3 separate regions of the Homo sapiens genome follow, and regions 1 and 3 are each linked to region 2. A link is an interaction called in ENCODE POLR2A ChIA-PET data of the cell type or tissue named here. Cell type or tissue: OCI-LY7. All regions are shown on one strand.

Region 1 (2,500 bases), 340 kb before region 2:
TCCCCCAGATATGAAGCCATCATTACTGTTGTGAAGCCATCCACCCGTATTCTTTCAATTATGTATTATGCAAGAGAACCTGGAAAAATTAAGTACGCTTTGTTTCCTTTCAAAAGTATAATTGGGGGAAATATGTCTTTAAGAAAGTCATGATTTTAAGTAAAATGAAAAAGCTTGCTCACCTGCATAAAGTATCCTCCTACCTCATAAATTGTAAGTCCTTTTACTGTCACCTCCAAAGCAATCAATAATCTTATCAACACAATTTTAATAAAGCAAACAAAACTTGAAAAATGATGATTAAAATAATAGGCTTTACTTAGCTAAAAATGAACAAATTATTGTTTTTACTTTAGCCACATGAGATACGATACACTAGCCCAGATGTTGACGTTGGGAAATATCCGTGCTGGCAACAAAATGATTGTGATGGAAACGTGTGCAGGCTTGGTGCTGGGTGCAATGATGGAACGAATGGGAGGTAAGATTTAATATTTCCATTTTCAACAAAACCCCACCCTGATGTGAGTAAAGGTGGTCCAAAAATGTAAACTCATGGAAAGCCAAATTGAATTACTTCAGGGTTAACAAAGTGACTTGGGTGAACCTGCACGGCTCCTAGCATGGGGACCTTCTTACACAGTCTCCATCACCCAGCCCCCCACCCATGGGTACCCCCAAACCCATGGCAATTGTCCTTTCTAGCTTCACTGTCAGTGGGCATGATGCTGGAGCCTGTGGCTGGCTAGGGCTTTCGGGACAGTGATTTTAGTAAACTCCTGGGTAGCTGGTGCTCATTTCATTGGGCCTAAATTGAAGGGATTGAGTGGGAAGATTACTAAGCATGTATTCTCTCTGGAAGAATACAACACAGCCTGATTTGTCTGGTTTTTTTCTGACCCCATAGAAGGTAAGAACTTGTAACTGCTCCATTTGAGGATCGGAGTGAGGGGAAGCAGAGTCCGTCACCAATCATGTGACATCCAAATTTGCAGACACAGGGTTTTACAATAGTATCAAGTGGGGATAAGCTTCTTTGAGTCTTCCTGCTATCTGCTTTAGAATTATATTACCTCCATTGGTAATACTCATAGACTCCAAACAGACTCCCTGAGGAGCTGCACCATCCTTCAGCCTCTGAATAAAGTACTAATAGAAAGACCTTCAGTCTCATTACTGTGGAGGACTCACTGAGGGTTTACGTAGTCTAGAGTCACTCCACGGGCAGATGTTTGTTTCTTTTATCTGTTCAGGTTTTGGCTCCATTATTCAGCTATACCCTGGAGGAGGACCTGTTCGGGCAGCAACAGCATGTTTTGGATTTCCCAAATCTTTTCTCAGTGGTCTTTATGAATTCCCTCTCAACAAAGTGGACAGTCTTCTACATGGAACATTTTCTGCCAAGATGTTATCTTCAGAGCCAAAAGACAGTGCTTTGGTTGAAGAAAGTAATGGCACACTGGAGGAAAAACAGGCTTCTGAACAAGAGAATGAAGACAGCATGGCAGAGGCCCCAGAGAGCAACCACCCAGAAGACCAGGAAACAATGGAAACAATTTCTCAAGATCCAGAACATAAGGGGCCTAAAGAGAGAGGAAGCAAAAAAGATTATGTAAGGATGCCAAGAGTCCCCACCACCCCCATAATCTCAGTCCCTCAGTTAACTTCAGTTAAGTCATGAGATTTAGTTTGGCTTTGGTGTATTAGCTCCCAAGATGATAACTATCAAAACAGAGAACGAGTGTGTGTACATGTATACAAACGTGTGATTCGGTCTTCGGGATGGAGCTTTAGGATACAGAAGCGTTGCATAGATAGCTTAATCATGGTTTTTATAGTATATAGGCTTTCTTGTGTATTTGCAACTTCCTTATAAACAACCTGCTTCTATTGGTTTAGTCCAAGTTGATAAATATTGTTGAAATGTTTTGACAGGCCAGAGCATTTCCATAAATTTGACTGAAAGACCCCAGTACATTGATTTCTTATTTTTCTTTTTGAAGATTCAGGAAAAACAGAGGAGACAAGAAGAGCAGAGGAAAAGACATTTAGAGGCTGCCGCTCTGCTGAGTGAAAGAAACGCAGATGGGTGCGTTGATGGAAGAAGGCAGGAGACTCCTCAGTGCATGTGGGCTCTGCTTCAGACAGATTGGCATTCTCTTTCTCCTTGTCTGCTTTGACTCTAGTGGGACCCGAGATGAGGATTTTGTCTTGGGGGTTTTTTTAAAGAAAGGAGGCTGAGGCTGGCAGGGGTGGGGAATTGATGATGCTGGTTTCAGGGTTTCAGAAGAAATTGAATCTTCTCCATCACTGCATCAAGATGGGCCCTGTGGTCCCACTGGATGCAGGGGATGGGGCACTCAAATGCTGCGATACAGGCTATAACAGATATCCACAAAGCAGCTTATGCAGTGTTGGATTTGTTTCCAGGTGATTTTTTTTAAAAAATCAAGAATGTCATTAAATGCGACTTAGAGTTGCCAAGTACCACAAGAGCTTC
Region 2 (2,500 bases):
CACTGTTTATATAAGGACTCTGAAATTAATCTTTTTTTTTGCTCATAATTGAGATTCATTTTCATTTTTTGCTTTTTTTAAAAAAACTTTATTGAGACTTTGTGTTTTGTTTTTTTCGAGACAGGGTCTTGCTCTGTGGCTCAGGCTAGAGTACAGTGGCACAGTCACAGCTCACTACAGCCTCAACATCCTGTGCTAAAGTGATCCTCCCAGCTCAGTCTCAATCTGTAGCTGGAACTACAGGCATGCTCCCCATGCCTGGCGTGTGTGTGTGTGTGTGTGTGTGTGTGTGTGTAGACATGAGGCCTCACTATATTGCCCAAATTGGTCTCAAACTCCTGGGCTCAAGTCATCCTCCTGCCTCAGCCTCCTTAAGTGTTTGTATTACAGGCATGAGGCACTGTGCCTGGTTTATTTTTTTGCTTTTTCACTTGTTTCTTTCCCGCCCCCCCCCCCCCGCACTAAAGTTACTTTAAAACAAAAACAAAAACAATCCCACCATAAAACTGCAAAGACATTAAATATTGCTTTTAAAAATATAAATAGCTCTTGGTTGAAGTTGTTTCTTGATGGTGGCTAGCTAAGGCATATATTTTTATACTATAAGTTACTTTTCTTTTTTTTCCTAGCACGACATCATAAAATAAATCCATCAGAATGACACCTTCTCAGGTTGCCTTTGAAATAAGAGGAACTCTTTTACCAGGTATTGTAAAAGTTTTACTTTAAAACAATTAAAATTAAATTAGCATGTTTCTTATCTGGATTACCTTAAATATGGAGTTGCTATTAGAGTGGGCCTGATTTTTTAGATGAAAATATCTATAGGTCTTGCCTGACAGCAGAAATGTGCTTGGAGCATAGTAAACACACCAAAAACCTCCTCAAACTCTGTCTTGTTCTCATGTTTTCCCAAGAAAGCTATGAATTTATACCTAATTTTGCACAGGGCAGAGATGGTTGGGCTGTGGTTTCTAGGCAGTATGAAAATGAAGGAAACTTTGCTAGTGCAAGAAGTTGGTAGGCCGGGCGCAGTGGCTTATGCCTGTAATCCCAGCACTTTGGGAGGCTGAGGCGGGTAGATCACTTGAGGTCAGGAGTTCAAGACCAGCCTGGCCAACATGGTGAAACCCCATCTCTACTAAAAATACAAAAATTAGCCGGATATGGTGGCATGTGCCTGTAATCCCAGCTACTTGGGAGGCTGAGGCAGGAGAATTGCTTGAACCCAGGAGGCAGAGGTTGCAGTGACCTGAGATCGTGCCATTGCACTCCACCCTGGGTGACAGAGCCAGAATCCGTCTCAAAAAAAAAAAAAAAAAAGAATAAGTTGGTGAAACAATTGGCTGGGATAACCTTGTTCCTATGTGTGAATATGTTTTTAGCCTCATTGTATTTTTTGCTGTCCCTTAAAGTGCTGTGAGATAATTTTAGTGTGAGATAGCATGTCAAAGCCGTATCACACCTGGGCTCTCATAAAACTGAGGTACCTCTCGGTTTTATGTACTCTGGCTATACTGGCCTTTCAGTTCCTTAAATGTGCTCCATTCCTTCCTCCTTTCTTCCTCTTTTAGGACGTTCTCAAATGCTGTTTCCTCTGCCTAGATCTTTGCCCACTCTCATACTCCCCCTGTTCCTTCTCTTCTCTCCCCTGTCCCCACTGCCAGCCTCCAGATTCCACTAGGTTCTGGCCCTATTTTATAGCACCTCTTGGAGATTTTATAGAATTATTTGAGTGACAGATTGTAAACTCTGTTGAAAACATTACTTTTTTTTTGAGATGGAGTGTTGCTCTGTCGCCCAGGCTAGAGTGCAGTGATGCGATCCCAGCTCACTGCAACCTCCGCCTCCCGGGTTTAAGCAATTCTCCTGCCTCAGCCTCCCAAGTAGCTGGGATTACAGGTGTCCATCACCGTGCCTGGCTAATTTTTGTATTTTTAGTAGAGACAGGGTTTCACTATCTTGTCCAGTCTGGTCTCAAACTTCTGACCTCGTGATCCACCTGCCTCTCGGCCTCCCAAAGTGCTGGATTACAGGTAGGAGCCACCGTGCCCAGCCCCCTCTTTTTTTTTTTTTTTTTTTTAATTGAGATGGAGTCTCACTCTGTTGCCTAGGCTGGAGTGCAATGACGCGATCTCGGCTCACTGCAACCTCTGCTCCTCGAATTCAAGCGATTCTTCTGTTTTGGGCTCCTGAGTAGCTGGGATTACAGATGCCTGACACCACACCTGGCTAATTTTTGTATTTTTTGTAGAGATGGGGTTTTGCCATGTTGGCCAGGCCAGTCTCAAACTCCTGACCTAAGGTCATCTGCCTACCTTGGCCCCGCAAAGTGCTGAGATTACAGGTGTGAGATTACAGACCGTGCCTGGTCAAAATATGACCTTGTCTTGTTTATGCTGAATTCCTGCGCCTAGCAGAGAGCCTGGATCAGAGCAGGGGCATAGTATATCTGTATTCAAAGAATGAGTGAATGACTCACACTACATCTAGCTTCTTT
Region 3 (2,500 bases), 420 kb before region 2:
CAGGTCAATGAAAGAATAATAATGGAAATAGGAAAATATTGTATACTGGACAATGACACACTAAAACCAACATAGGAGATGCAATGAAAGTGACACTTAGAGGAACATATACAGTCTTATATGCAATCTTTAGAAAAGAAAAGCTGAAAAACAAGTTAGGTATCCACTTATAGCTGCACTGCTCAAAACACACACTAGACTATGAAGGCGTATAGGAAAAAAATTCTCATTAATTTATTGATTACATGTTAAAATGACAATATTTTTGATATAGTGGATTACTTAAAATATATCAATTTTCATGTTTCCTTTTTTAAAAACTACTAAAAATTTTTAATTACATAAGAATCTTCATTTTATTTCTAGACAGAATTGATCTAAAGAATTTAGAGCCAGGCATGGTGGCTCACACCTGTAATCCCAGCACTTTGAGAGGTAGAGGCACCTAAGGTCAGGATCACTTCAGGATCACCTGAGGTGAGGAGTTCGAGGCCAGCCTGGCCAACATGGTGAAACTCCGTCTCTACTAAAAATACAAAAAAACTAGCCAAGTATGGTGGCACACACCTGTAATCCTAGCTACTCAGGAGGCTGAGGCAGGAGAATCACATGAACCCAGGAGGCAGAGGTTGCAGTGAGCTGAGATCATGCCACTGCACTCAAAAAAAAAAAAAAAAAAAGAATTTCGAAAAAGAACAGCAAAGAAAACCTGAAGAAGAAAAAAAATAAAACTACAAGATGTAATGAAGTAGTAAACAACAGATCAGAGAGGCTTGACAAAACCCAAAGCTGATTCTTTCAAAAGATTCATAAAACTGACAAACCTCTGGCAAAAAAGATGAAAAAAAAAAAAAAAAAAGGGACAAAAAATAATCAAGAGGAAAAGGAGGACATTACTACATATCCTACAGACATCAAAAGGTTAATGAGAGCTATTCTGGGCCCACTGCCTATAGGGTAGCCCTGCTCCACAAGGAGTAGTAAGTAAATAAATAAAGTTAATGAGGATACCATAAACACCGTATGATACATTTTTTATAATGTAGACCAAATGGACAAATTCCTAGAAAAACATCACAACTTAAAAACTGGTCAAAAGGTGTAATATGGAGTGAGTTGGTTGAAGGTTAAAAAAAAAGATGTACTTTAAACCTGAATCATCCCGTAACAATTAAAGAAAATGAATTACCTATTTTAAAACTCTGCCCTAAAGAAAACTCCAGGCCTCAACGGCTTTAACAGATTCTACCAAACATTTAAGTAGAAATATTCATAATCAAACATCTTCCAAGAATGGAAGAAAAAAAAAAGTCCCCAATTCATTTTATGAGGCTAGTTATAAATTTGATATGAAAACCTAACAAGAATATATGAAGAATTCCAAGCCAATCTCATGAATTAAAATTTGAAATCTTCCACAAAATATTAGCAAGCCAAATCCAGCAATCTCTTCATAATATATCATGGCAATGTTGGATTTATACCAGGAATTGCAGCTTGTTTTAACATTAGAACTAATATTGCATTAATATGTGTAATTCACCACACATGAACAGCTAAAGGGAAAAATGATATGACCATAGGAATACACAAAAGGAGTTTGATAAAATTTAATATCCAGGCCAGGGGTGGTGGCTTATGCTTATAATCCCAGAACTTTGGGAGGCCAAGAGTTCAAGATCAGCATGAGCAACATAGCAAAACCGCATCTCTACAAAAAACACAAAAAAATTCAGTACCCAATTGTGAGAAAAACTCTTAAACTCCCAACAGAAGTGAACTTCTTAACTTGAAAAAGGATACTGACAAAAACCAACAGCAAACATCATCTTTAATAGTGAAACGCTAAAGGCTTTTCTATGAGGTTGGGAATAAGACATTGACACCACTCCTTGCCAACACTGTACTACTCAGTGCAGTAAGGCAAGTAAAAGAAACAAAGGGTAAAAGGACTGGAAAAGAAGAAATACGTTGTCATTAATTACATACAAGACATAAATAAGCATGTAAAAAATCCAAGCAAATTTATATGTATATTGTTAGAATACAAGTTAGCAAGTTTCGCTAGACATAACAATCAACATTAGAAACAGTACTGATTTTTTCATATCAACATGGAGTTATAAGAAAATAATTTTTTTTTTTTTTTTTTTTTGAGGACAGAGTCTCACTCCATCACTCGGGCTGGAGTGCAGTGGTATAATCTCGGCTCATTGCAACCTCTGCCTCCCAGGTTCAAGATATTCTCATGCCTCAGCCTCCTGAGTAGCTGGGATTACAGGCACGTGCCACCACATATGGCTAATTGTTGTATTTTTAGTAGACAGGGTTTCGCCATGTTGGCCAGGCTACTCTTGAACTCCTAATCTCAAGTGATCCGCCCACCTCAGCCCCCCAAAGTGCTGCGATTACAGGGGCAAGCCATTGTGCCCGGCCAGAAAATGAAATTTAAAAGCTACCATTTATAAAAGCACCAAGAACTATCATGTACTTAGGAATA

Evidence for each region. Peaks named below come from ENCODE experiments on the same cell type or tissue, not always from the same donor. Only the 100,000 strongest peaks of a DNase experiment are listed, where the experiment ranks them.
Region 1: POLR2A ChIA-PET joins it to region 2 with 5 read pairs; 5 of 35 experiments call an interaction of 5 or more read pairs at or near these places.
Region 3: POLR2A ChIA-PET joins it to region 2 with 5 read pairs; 9 of 35 experiments call an interaction of 5 or more read pairs at or near these places.

Annotation. Positions count from the first base shown.
Region 1 is chr20:5,941,540-5,944,039 of GRCh38, reverse strand. It overlaps TRMT6 (tRNA methyltransferase 6 non-catalytic subunit), which reads left to right. Exons shown (of 11, transcript NM_015939.5): 5 at 9-92; 6 at 357-481; 7 at 1,254-1,612; 8 at 2,004-2,089. Among named protein-coding and RNA genes, the nearest start is that of TRMT6, 7.7 kb to the left of the region's middle. In OCI-LY7, no CTCF peak of the experiment used is centred here; no DNase peak of the experiment used is centred here.
Region 2 is chr20:5,602,570-5,605,069 of GRCh38, reverse strand. It overlaps GPCPD1 (glycerophosphocholine phosphodiesterase 1), which reads left to right. Exons shown (of 20, transcript NM_019593.5): 2 at 630-706. The coding sequence starts at 658. Among named protein-coding and RNA genes, the nearest start is that of GPCPD1, 7.2 kb to the left of the region's middle. In OCI-LY7, no CTCF peak of the experiment used is centred here; DNase peaks (open chromatin) are centred at 179 and 1,509; H3K4me3 peaks cover 2,405 bases; H3K27ac peaks cover 2,500 bases.
Region 3 is chr20:6,017,872-6,020,371 of GRCh38, reverse strand. All of the region lies in intron 3 of CRLS1 (cardiolipin synthase 1), which reads right to left. Among named protein-coding and RNA genes, the nearest start is that of CRLS1, 13 kb to the right of the region's middle. In OCI-LY7, no CTCF peak of the experiment used is centred here; no DNase peak of the experiment used is centred here.